2 separate regions of the Homo sapiens genome follow, and region 2 is linked to region 1. Evidence: chromatin loops called from intact Hi-C (ENCODE). Cell type or tissue: IMR-90. All regions are shown on one strand. Each heading gives the region's core, and the rest is flanking DNA. Links, peaks and the distances in the headings are about the cores only. Region 1 overlaps ARHGAP15 (Rho GTPase activating protein 15). Region 2 overlaps QTMAN (queuosine-tRNA mannosyltransferase).

Region 1 (4,406 bases), core at 107-4,106:
TTGCAAACAGTGCTACCATGGACAATTTTATCTGCATAAACTTTTCACCTCTATGTGACTGGTTTTAAAGGTATGAAACTTTGAAAAGTCTGCATTCTCGAGATACATTGCATATACGGGTTTTCCGATATGTTAGCTGTCCATCCCAACCAGCAGCATATAGAGGCCTTGATTAATACACACCTGCCAAAATCGGATTCATCCTATTTCATTAGTTTGCTACAACCTCGTCATCTTCTTTCCCATGTCTGTTTTTGGAAAACAGAGAAAAGAGCACCCTTCTAAACAATATCTCATTTTGCTTTTAAAAATAATGCTATCAGGGGGACTATTTTCATAAGTACTTATCATTGAAATCTCAGATGTATCTCTATGGCTGACTGGATATGGGAGACAAATGAAAACTGTGTGGACTTTTCCTTTGAAAAATCTCAAGATTTTGGCCATTTCTTTCCTTTTGACGTCCATCACTCCAATCCAATTGCAACTCCCCTGGGACCTCCTGGGTTCTCTCCTCTTTCTACCTCTTTCATCCTATACTCTGCTGTCAGATGACTCTTACATTAACACTGAGCACATCATGCAATTTTCTGGTTCATAAAAGGTTAACGATTCCCTAGTTATTATTTAACCCCTTTACTGGCTCTCAACCACCAGCTACTATCCATCAGCAAGTAAACCATCTTGCTAGGTCCTCCTTCCCACTAACTTCATCTTCACTCTGCCTCTCTGCCTTTCCAAAGAAGCAGGCTATAGGAAAATGCATTTGACACTTGTATTTTATAGAGACAGTTTTGCCATTTATATGATGATTCAGAAGGTACCAGAGGACCTTCCAGGGCCTATCACTGTAATGTCAGTTTGTGAAAATGGCTATTAATAAAGGTTTCTGGCTGACGGGATCTTGAGATGATAGCTTATTCCGAATTCCTGGTCTTAAGCTATGATAGCAGATGCATAGAACTTGACCCTGAGTTTGATTAAGAATGAAGACTCTGGACTCTGAGACTAGTCAGCCTGTGCAGCCATTGTGCAACCTTATGCTTAATATAATCACAATCCTTTAAAAATTCTGGCTTTTGTGGATAGGATTTGCATTTACCTTCTAGTCCAACTGTGCCGCATTAAGCTTTCCCAGTTGATAGCTGATCTGCTTTGAGGAGTGCATTTAACTCAGAGCTCTGCAAAAATGGAGTGCTTTTCTGTTGACTGTAGAGTACGTAGGTCAAGTGGAATTTTTGGCACTTCATTACATTCCCTGACCCTCACTAAACAAACTTCAAAATATATATATTTGCAACAATTTGGAATAAACACTACATACAAGGGTTGACGATAGATTTTCTGAAGAACTACCAAATGCATTAAGACTAAGGAAAACATTCTAATGATTCTTTCAAACACGAATATATTTAAATTCCTGTTAAACAATCTTCTTATTTAGTCTTCTCAGGCTTTGATGACACGCCACGATTGGCTGTTTATCAAAAACTTAGCAAAAAAATGCTTAACAAGATATAATTGTGTGCACACACTCGTGCATAATTAAACCCAGTTTATAAATTGGTACAGGGTGAAATATAGTCATACCACCCAAGAAAGGTTGGTGGCTAGCAAACAACACTTCTTCCCATGTATAATAATCAATCTTAAAATGTGAATACTGTGAAGTGATATAATAATCTGATCTTAAATCTTAATTTAAAACATCTATTTCCATCTCTATTGAACTAAATGAAAGTTCTGACAAGATTAGGAAATTAACTGGGATGTAAAAAACAGGATCAGGCATTAATTGTTAAAACTGGGATTATGTGGCCTGGACATGGACGATCGTCATCCTTTGAAGGTTTTTAACTAGATAGATTCTCTTCTGTGTGTTTTATTTATTTTATTTGAAGGAGGATTTAGCTGACTCTTAGTTTCTTTATTTTATAGCTATTTCTTCAGTTGAAAAAAAAGGGAATAATTGGGACAGAGTAACGGATATTTCTCAAGAACTTTAAGACAAGGTATTGCATAGCATTAAAGGGTATACTTTTCCATTTGTTTTATGACTTTGTCCAGTTAAAGTTACTGAGATAAGCACTCCAGTATTTACTTGTAACTTGAAACCGCTTTCATGGTGTGTCTGGATCCTAAGGGAAAAGAATTAACATTTGAGGAATGCTTACCTTGTGCCAGGCGTTTTATATGCATTATCTCATTTAATTCTCATAACCACAAGATATGGTTGATAGTATTTAATCCGATTTTACTTGCCTGAGATCATAATGGGAGTAAAGCATAGAGCAAGGATTTGACTCTAGGTCTCTCTTTCTATTTCTTTAAAGCCCAAGATCCTTTCACTAAACCACATTGGATTTCTCACCGTAGCCAGTATGTGGGAGTGACAAGAAGGAACACTCTAATAGTAAGAGATTTTCTGAACTTTAAGATAAAGTTCCCCTTTTGAGAGTAAAATAAGACAGAAAATGATGAGTCAGATTAAAACATGTTCCCTAACGCAATGAACTGGTTTAGCAAGTTATGGACTGTGTATACCATGAAATACTATTGACATCATTAGAAATAATAAGATAAGTCTGTTTAATGAAATAGAAGTCTGTATATGAGTTACAAAATAGTTGTATAATAATATGTGCAATATGATGTACTTTAACATTAGAAGCAACCATACACACATATGTTTGCATGTGTTTAGGAACAGGTCAGGAAGGATACATACAAAAATGTTAGTTACTTCTGTTCAGCAGGCTAAGAGTGGTAGGCAGATTTCAGTTTTTAAATGTAAATGCATCACTGTTGCTTAATTTTGGGGGGTGCAATTGCATGTATTACATTCACAATGAAAAATCATGTAATAGATTAGTTGAATAATCTGTAGGAATGACTCATCCCAAATTATGAGTGATTGAGGTGTTTAAGGAGATTTAATCTCACAAAAGCAAAACTGCTCAATCTATTTGAACCTCTGTCAGGCTTCAATTTTACTATGCATATATCATGAAAGCTAAAACCTCATAACTTGCGTTGCACTCTGCCTTATCTGAAGAAGGTGTTAACAGAAGGCAAATGAGTAACAGTCATTTCAGACTTAACATGTCCAAAATAGAGCTCTCAAACCTGCTTTTCCTACTCAACTTGTTCCTCTCTGCAGTTTTACCCATCTCTGCGATACTATCGCTTCTTCACTTGCCCAAGTTGAAACCCAAAATTTGCACACTTGATTTCTCCTTTCCTTTCCCAATGGTATCCCAACCAGCAGCAAGTCCAGCCTGATCCATCTCCACAATATCTCTACCCATTTCTCTCTGAGGGCTCCACTCAAGCCACCAATATCTCCTGCCTGTACTACTGTGGTTGTCTGCCATTAGGTCTTCCTCTCTTCACCTTTGCAATGCATTCTCCACTTAGCAGCCAGATCAATCTTTTACACTCCCTCAATTGTAGCATTCTTCAGTGGTTCTTCCTTGAATTTAGAATAGAATCCAAATCTCTCACTGTGGACCACAAGAACCTATGTGATCTGATGCTAGTGTGATACTTGGGACTTCAGCTCCTGATCCCATCTTGCCTCCACATTTGGGCCTAGCAGTTCGGGTTTAATTTCTGCTTTTCAAATACTTCCAGCTCTTAGGGGCTTCTAGGGCTTTACATTTGCCTTTTTTTTTTTTTTTTCCTGGAAGACTCCTCTCTTAGCTATTTACATGGATAGCACCTTATCAATCTGAGCCAACATTTTACAGATGAGGAAATTGGTTGCAGAGGGTTTAAGTAACTTATTTGTGGCCCCAGCACGTGGTACATGGTGGGGCTGAGTTTTGAATCCATGTCTGAATCATTTCATGTTCTTTCATTATGTTAGATAACAAAGTCAAGATGACCCATCCCAGGGTCCAGGCGATGGTTCTGACAAGCAATCAGCAAACATATACTAGTTGAAAGGGCCTTGAAAAATAAGTTATTTCAGAAGTTCCTTTTGTAGATTGTCCTTCCTATCCCTAACACATTCTCCAGCTTCTGCAGAAAGACCTAGTTCAGCTACAAGGGAAAATACGAGATGTACGCATTTGGAAACTCTTGCCTTAGAGATGTGAAATTCAATATTGCCCATTTAGGAAATGACTATAAAATGACACATCCAGAAATCCTTACAACTTACTTAGTTAGATGTCCAAAGAGGACTTTCATGGTGTCACGATTTGGCGGAGGGAGTTTTTGTACAAGAGATTTTACAGCTTCAATTCTTGTGTTGTTGTCTTGCTTTTCTGGAAAAAAAAATAAAAAGGAAGGTTAGGGAAAAAACAAGATTTCATAGGTACAGGTACATGAGAAAATTTTCTTGAGAAAATTTTGGACTGAGACTAGCAACTAAGAGTCCTAGTCAGTAGTCAAAGGGAATA
Region 2 (4,406 bases), core at 281-4,280, 370 kb before region 1:
TCCTGCATAGGGCACAATGCCTTGCGGAGTCCATGAGTTTAATAAATGTACGTTTCACTCAACACAACTGAGTTGTGGAATTTTTGTCCTAAGTTCTCCCCATCAAGGTTGGGAGTTGGGGGATATGATTCGAAGGAAATAATTGTTTGGCAGTCTTTTTTGTATGTTAACTTTAATTTCTCCCTCCAAATAAGATGGTAGCTTTTGAACCGTTATTTAGCTAAGCAAACATTTTTTCAAACGTTATGTTATCAGAAGTAGAGCTGATTTTGTTGGAGCAGGAGGGGAGACCCTACCAGGTTGCTTTCTCCTGCCCACTCATGTCTTTCTGTAAACCCAGAAAGGGCTATGCAGAACTTCTTGGGCTCTGTAAACAAACTTTTTGAAAACGATCGTGGATCCATAATTGCACAAAATTATTTGTTCAAAAGGACATAATGAATATTTAGAATGACTCCCTTGAAGTTGATCCAAAACTTCTTGTCATGATATGACTTGGGCTGGAATATAATTCCATTGCATCACCTTTCTTTCACAGGAGAGTAAAACAGATTGCTTGCCAAATCTATGTTAATCAGCATTTTTGTTATAATTGCCAGGATATTCAGTTTACAGAAATAAATAAATATATATGATATATATATAAATATATAAAATATATATATGTTTAATCCTTAAAGGTCTTAGTTCACATTTTTATAGTGAGTGAGAAGTATGTTGGGTGACAATATATAGCTGTCCATTTTGATTGGCTATGTTGTTATCAAGTTGCAATTTCCAATTAGCTTAAAAAGATCAGATAATTTATGCATACAGTGCTGTTTGACGTGAATAAAGGTTATCCCTCTCACAGACCTCACCCAGGGAAATCAGTTTTAATGGCTACTCATTTGAGTCTAAGCAAAGGTAGAGAAATATGGCCACAGAGCAAAACTTGTAACATAAAATCCCCCTGTGTCTGCTTCAAGATGTCCCAACTAAGTTTTAAGCTCCTTAGGAGTCAAGATCTTTGCAGGAATAATAAAGTGTAAGTGTAGTCTATGCTCACTAAATTTAAGTCTTGTCTTTAACTCTTTTAAACTCTACGAAAGTATTTTCTAGAATGAAAAGCCTGTTATTAAGCCAGACAAAGACCCTAAGCCTGTCATGTACATGCTGAGCACTCTCAAGTTAAAGGAACCTTGTGAAGGCGTTTGGCCTGGCTCTCTGTTGTCTGATTCTGTGTTGTGGATTTCTGTCAAGGTTTTGAGGACAGGCCCCTTTCTCAAGGAGTGGTGCAATTCCTGCTTAGCTTCTAAACAGACTTGCTTCTTGCTGCCCTGCCTGACTTAGAACTGTGTTCTGCCTTGCAGTTGACATCAACTGGTTGAATGACCTTGGACAAGTCAAGTTACTAAAACTCTCTGAGTCTTAGTAAATGAGAAGACGGACTAAGTGCTCGAATCTAGTTTTAAAATTCTGTGAGTCTTCAAGATAGCCTATGTAACTGAAAATATGTATCCTATCTTTTGAATTGTGCTGGTAAGAAAGTAAGATTGTCTTTACACAGACACATACACTCTGACACTCCTTTACACTGGGATTTGCTACAGTGAAACCAAAAAAATTAGAGATATAAGTTATAGGGAAAATGTGAAATACACCTCTTTTCTGCTTTTTTTCTGGGCATCGGATTCCTATTTTTCCTCCACATAAAACTGACTGAGCATAAGCAAAGTAAATACTAAGTCTCATTCTTGATCATTCACAGCTTGAACTTGGATTGAAGTTGCTTGCTCTCTGATCCAGAGTTTTTGGATGCATGGCTTTTCGTGTGAGCAAAGAAATAAACATACTAAAAAGGTTGTAGAAAATTGTAGATTTAGTAGAATCTCTGAGATGATTTACTCTGGGGCTAGGTTTAGAATGGCAAACAGATGCAAAGCTTTTTCTGGCCTTAATTTTTGAGTTGGCTTTATTCTTGTCTACAAGAGGCCTAGATTCTTGCTGTTCTCCTCACCCCTCCCTTTTTTGTGCACTTCTAAGATTTAAGAGTGTGATATGTCTGAAAAAGATTTGTTTGATTAGAAGAAAGTATGCCCAGAGAATATTGCCATATTATCTTGTATGATTCATTTTATTAACTTGCCACCATCCAAGGCAGGAGGACAGAGTATAGAATTTGACATAGGCAACATTCAGCCTCCCAGAAATTTAGAGAAGATGTTGGGCCTTTCATCTCCGCTAGATGGCCATTGAGATGAAGGCTTTTCCTGGGAGGAGGTCCAAAATCATCTCAGATGTGTAGGTTTTGGAGATGATTCAAAAGGGCTGCTTCGTGGAACGTGAGACATTCCCAAGGTCAAATCAGTTTATTTAGGCATGATTATCAGTAAACTACATGAAAAGAAAAGCGAGTATCCATTTCTGTTAACTTTAGCCTTTTCTGAAACCATGTGCCCAATCTAAAAAAGGGTAGTGGTTGTGAAATATAAAATTCCATGTGTTTTTGCATAATCGGGATTAATTTTAAATAATTCATCACATAATTTACACAATAAAAAAACCAAGTTTTCTTTTAAAAATTAGCGTATTGTTGAGATAAACATCCCCAACCCCTATCCCCCTCGAAACTCTATTTTGTTCCTAAGACTGATATTCCTTCAAAGGGCAAAATGTTCCCATGTTATTTATTCCAATGGAGTAAGAAAAAAAAAAAAAACAGTGGCAGTATGTTTATTTTAGTAAGGTTTTTTAAAGCATTTTATGTCCTTTTAACAATGTTTTATTTGTTTTATTGTAGATTTTTGATCCTCTGTCCCATACCTGCTATTAAATGAAACTATATAGCTTTAAGCTAAGCACTTTCACAAAGCCCTGTAAATAACAACCCTCTTTTCTCATTTAAAGCCAGCAGGACATCCCATCATGACTACCTCTTAATTAGATGATATTTTGATCTGTGTTCCTATTCATTAATGCTTTGTTTTCTAGTGTCATGTCATGGTACGGTTTACTCACTAATACAGTTTTGTGACATATTCCTACAAGAGCTGGACCAGAGGAGTCCCGGTTTGGCTCAGGGTTTCTGATATATTGCTTGACATAATTTCCAGATTGATATATGGGTTAAATTACATAATACTGGAAACGTATAATTTTAAGAAATAATCTTTAACAAAAGTCATGTTATATAGTAGAAAAAGATTGACTTTAATACATTGATTATCTAACTTCCAAAACATTTTTACTCCATTTGCTCTCCCTGAGATGGTCTATTGTGTTAACACAGCTCACTGTGCTGCTGGTTCTGCAGTTTTGTGCTTGGTATTTTTTTGCTAATATTTAATGCAGTGCATTTTATGTTCTTCCTTTTATTTCATTTTATGTTGTATTGTGTTATGTATTTCACTGCTGGATCTAAATTGGGGAAGGGAATCCTGCTTTGTCCTTGTACTATAATGAAGATAGAGTTTGTTAATATAAATGTAAACTGCTGTCTTAGGTGCATCATCACATGAAGACTGTTTCATAATTGAATATGTTGGTACTAGATACATTTAGAAAATTAGAGTCCCTAAACACCTACTCACAGAGAGAGATGAACTTAATGGTTTGTTGTATACAGTTTCATTTAAAAATATTTTAGAAGAATGACTTATTTGTAAGAATATGTAGAGTGCAAAGTAATGATGGTAACAGTGGAACAGTTAAAGGAAAAATATATGTAGCAATTACATTCAACATTTATTAGGATCTTTGTTCTTAGAAAGTTAGATATTTTTGAGAATTTCAAAATATGGGTGGTAAAATTAGATTAGATTGAGAGGGAGAAATAAGTTTCCAGAAGCACGTTAAGGACACATTACCTACTTTAGTAAACATAACTATAAAGTGTATTGCTTTTTATTAAATTATCTGCCTTCACAGAGCAATAATATTTTTTAATGTATAGCGTTAAAAATGATGGGATGACAGCAATTTCAAATCCATTTTCCTCATTTTTCTAAGTGAAATGGGGAAATATATATGAATATATCTTCAATTAAGAATGGAAAAGATTATTTTAAATAATGCAGCTGCAAAAAATAAGTGTCCAATGAGAAATGTGTGCAAAATGCTAATGATTAATGCTGTGTTGCTGAAGTTCTTATTTGTCAATATCTAAATGTTTAACGTTGGAAAGAATATTTCAAAAGCATGAAATATTTGGAGCATAAAGGTACTGTACCCAAATATCTTCTTATAATCATTTCAAAATTTATTTGAGCAGCTCTGGCTTCTTCAGGCTTGAAAAAAGGAAATCAGTCACATTTGCACAAAAACAGTATGATCAAACCTGTTATTCTTAATGTTTTTCTGACATAAATGTGTTATGTGATCACTCATGGATATTTCATCAAGAACAAAGCTTTGAGATTATTTTT

Evidence for each region. Hi-C counts contacts between places; a loop is a spot of excess contacts. Peaks named below come from ENCODE experiments on the same cell type or tissue, not always from the same donor. Only the 100,000 strongest peaks of a DNase experiment are listed, where the experiment ranks them.
Region 2: a loop joins it to region 1, with 2.0 times the contacts of the local background. A loop is called at or near these places in 1 of 110 quality-filtered maps.

The regions. Positions count from the first base shown.
Region 1 is chr2:143,703,284-143,707,689 of GRCh38, reverse strand. It overlaps ARHGAP15 (Rho GTPase activating protein 15), which reads right to left. Exons shown (of 14, transcript NM_018460.4): 13 at 4,166-4,271. The region is part of intron 4 of ARHGAP15-AS1 (ARHGAP15 antisense RNA 1); the gene reads left to right. Among named protein-coding and RNA genes, the nearest start is that of ARHGAP15-AS1, 71 kb to the left of the region's middle. In IMR-90, for the core only: no CTCF peak of the experiment used is centred there; DNase peaks (open chromatin) are centred at 1,199 and 2,139; H3K27ac peaks cover 1,380 bases.
Region 2 is chr2:144,069,490-144,073,895 of GRCh38, reverse strand. The region is part of intron 6 of QTMAN (queuosine-tRNA mannosyltransferase); the gene reads left to right. Among named protein-coding and RNA genes, the nearest start is that of QTMAN-AS1, 130 kb to the right of the region's middle. In IMR-90, for the core only: a CTCF peak has its summit at 2,219; a DNase peak (open chromatin) is centred at 2,275.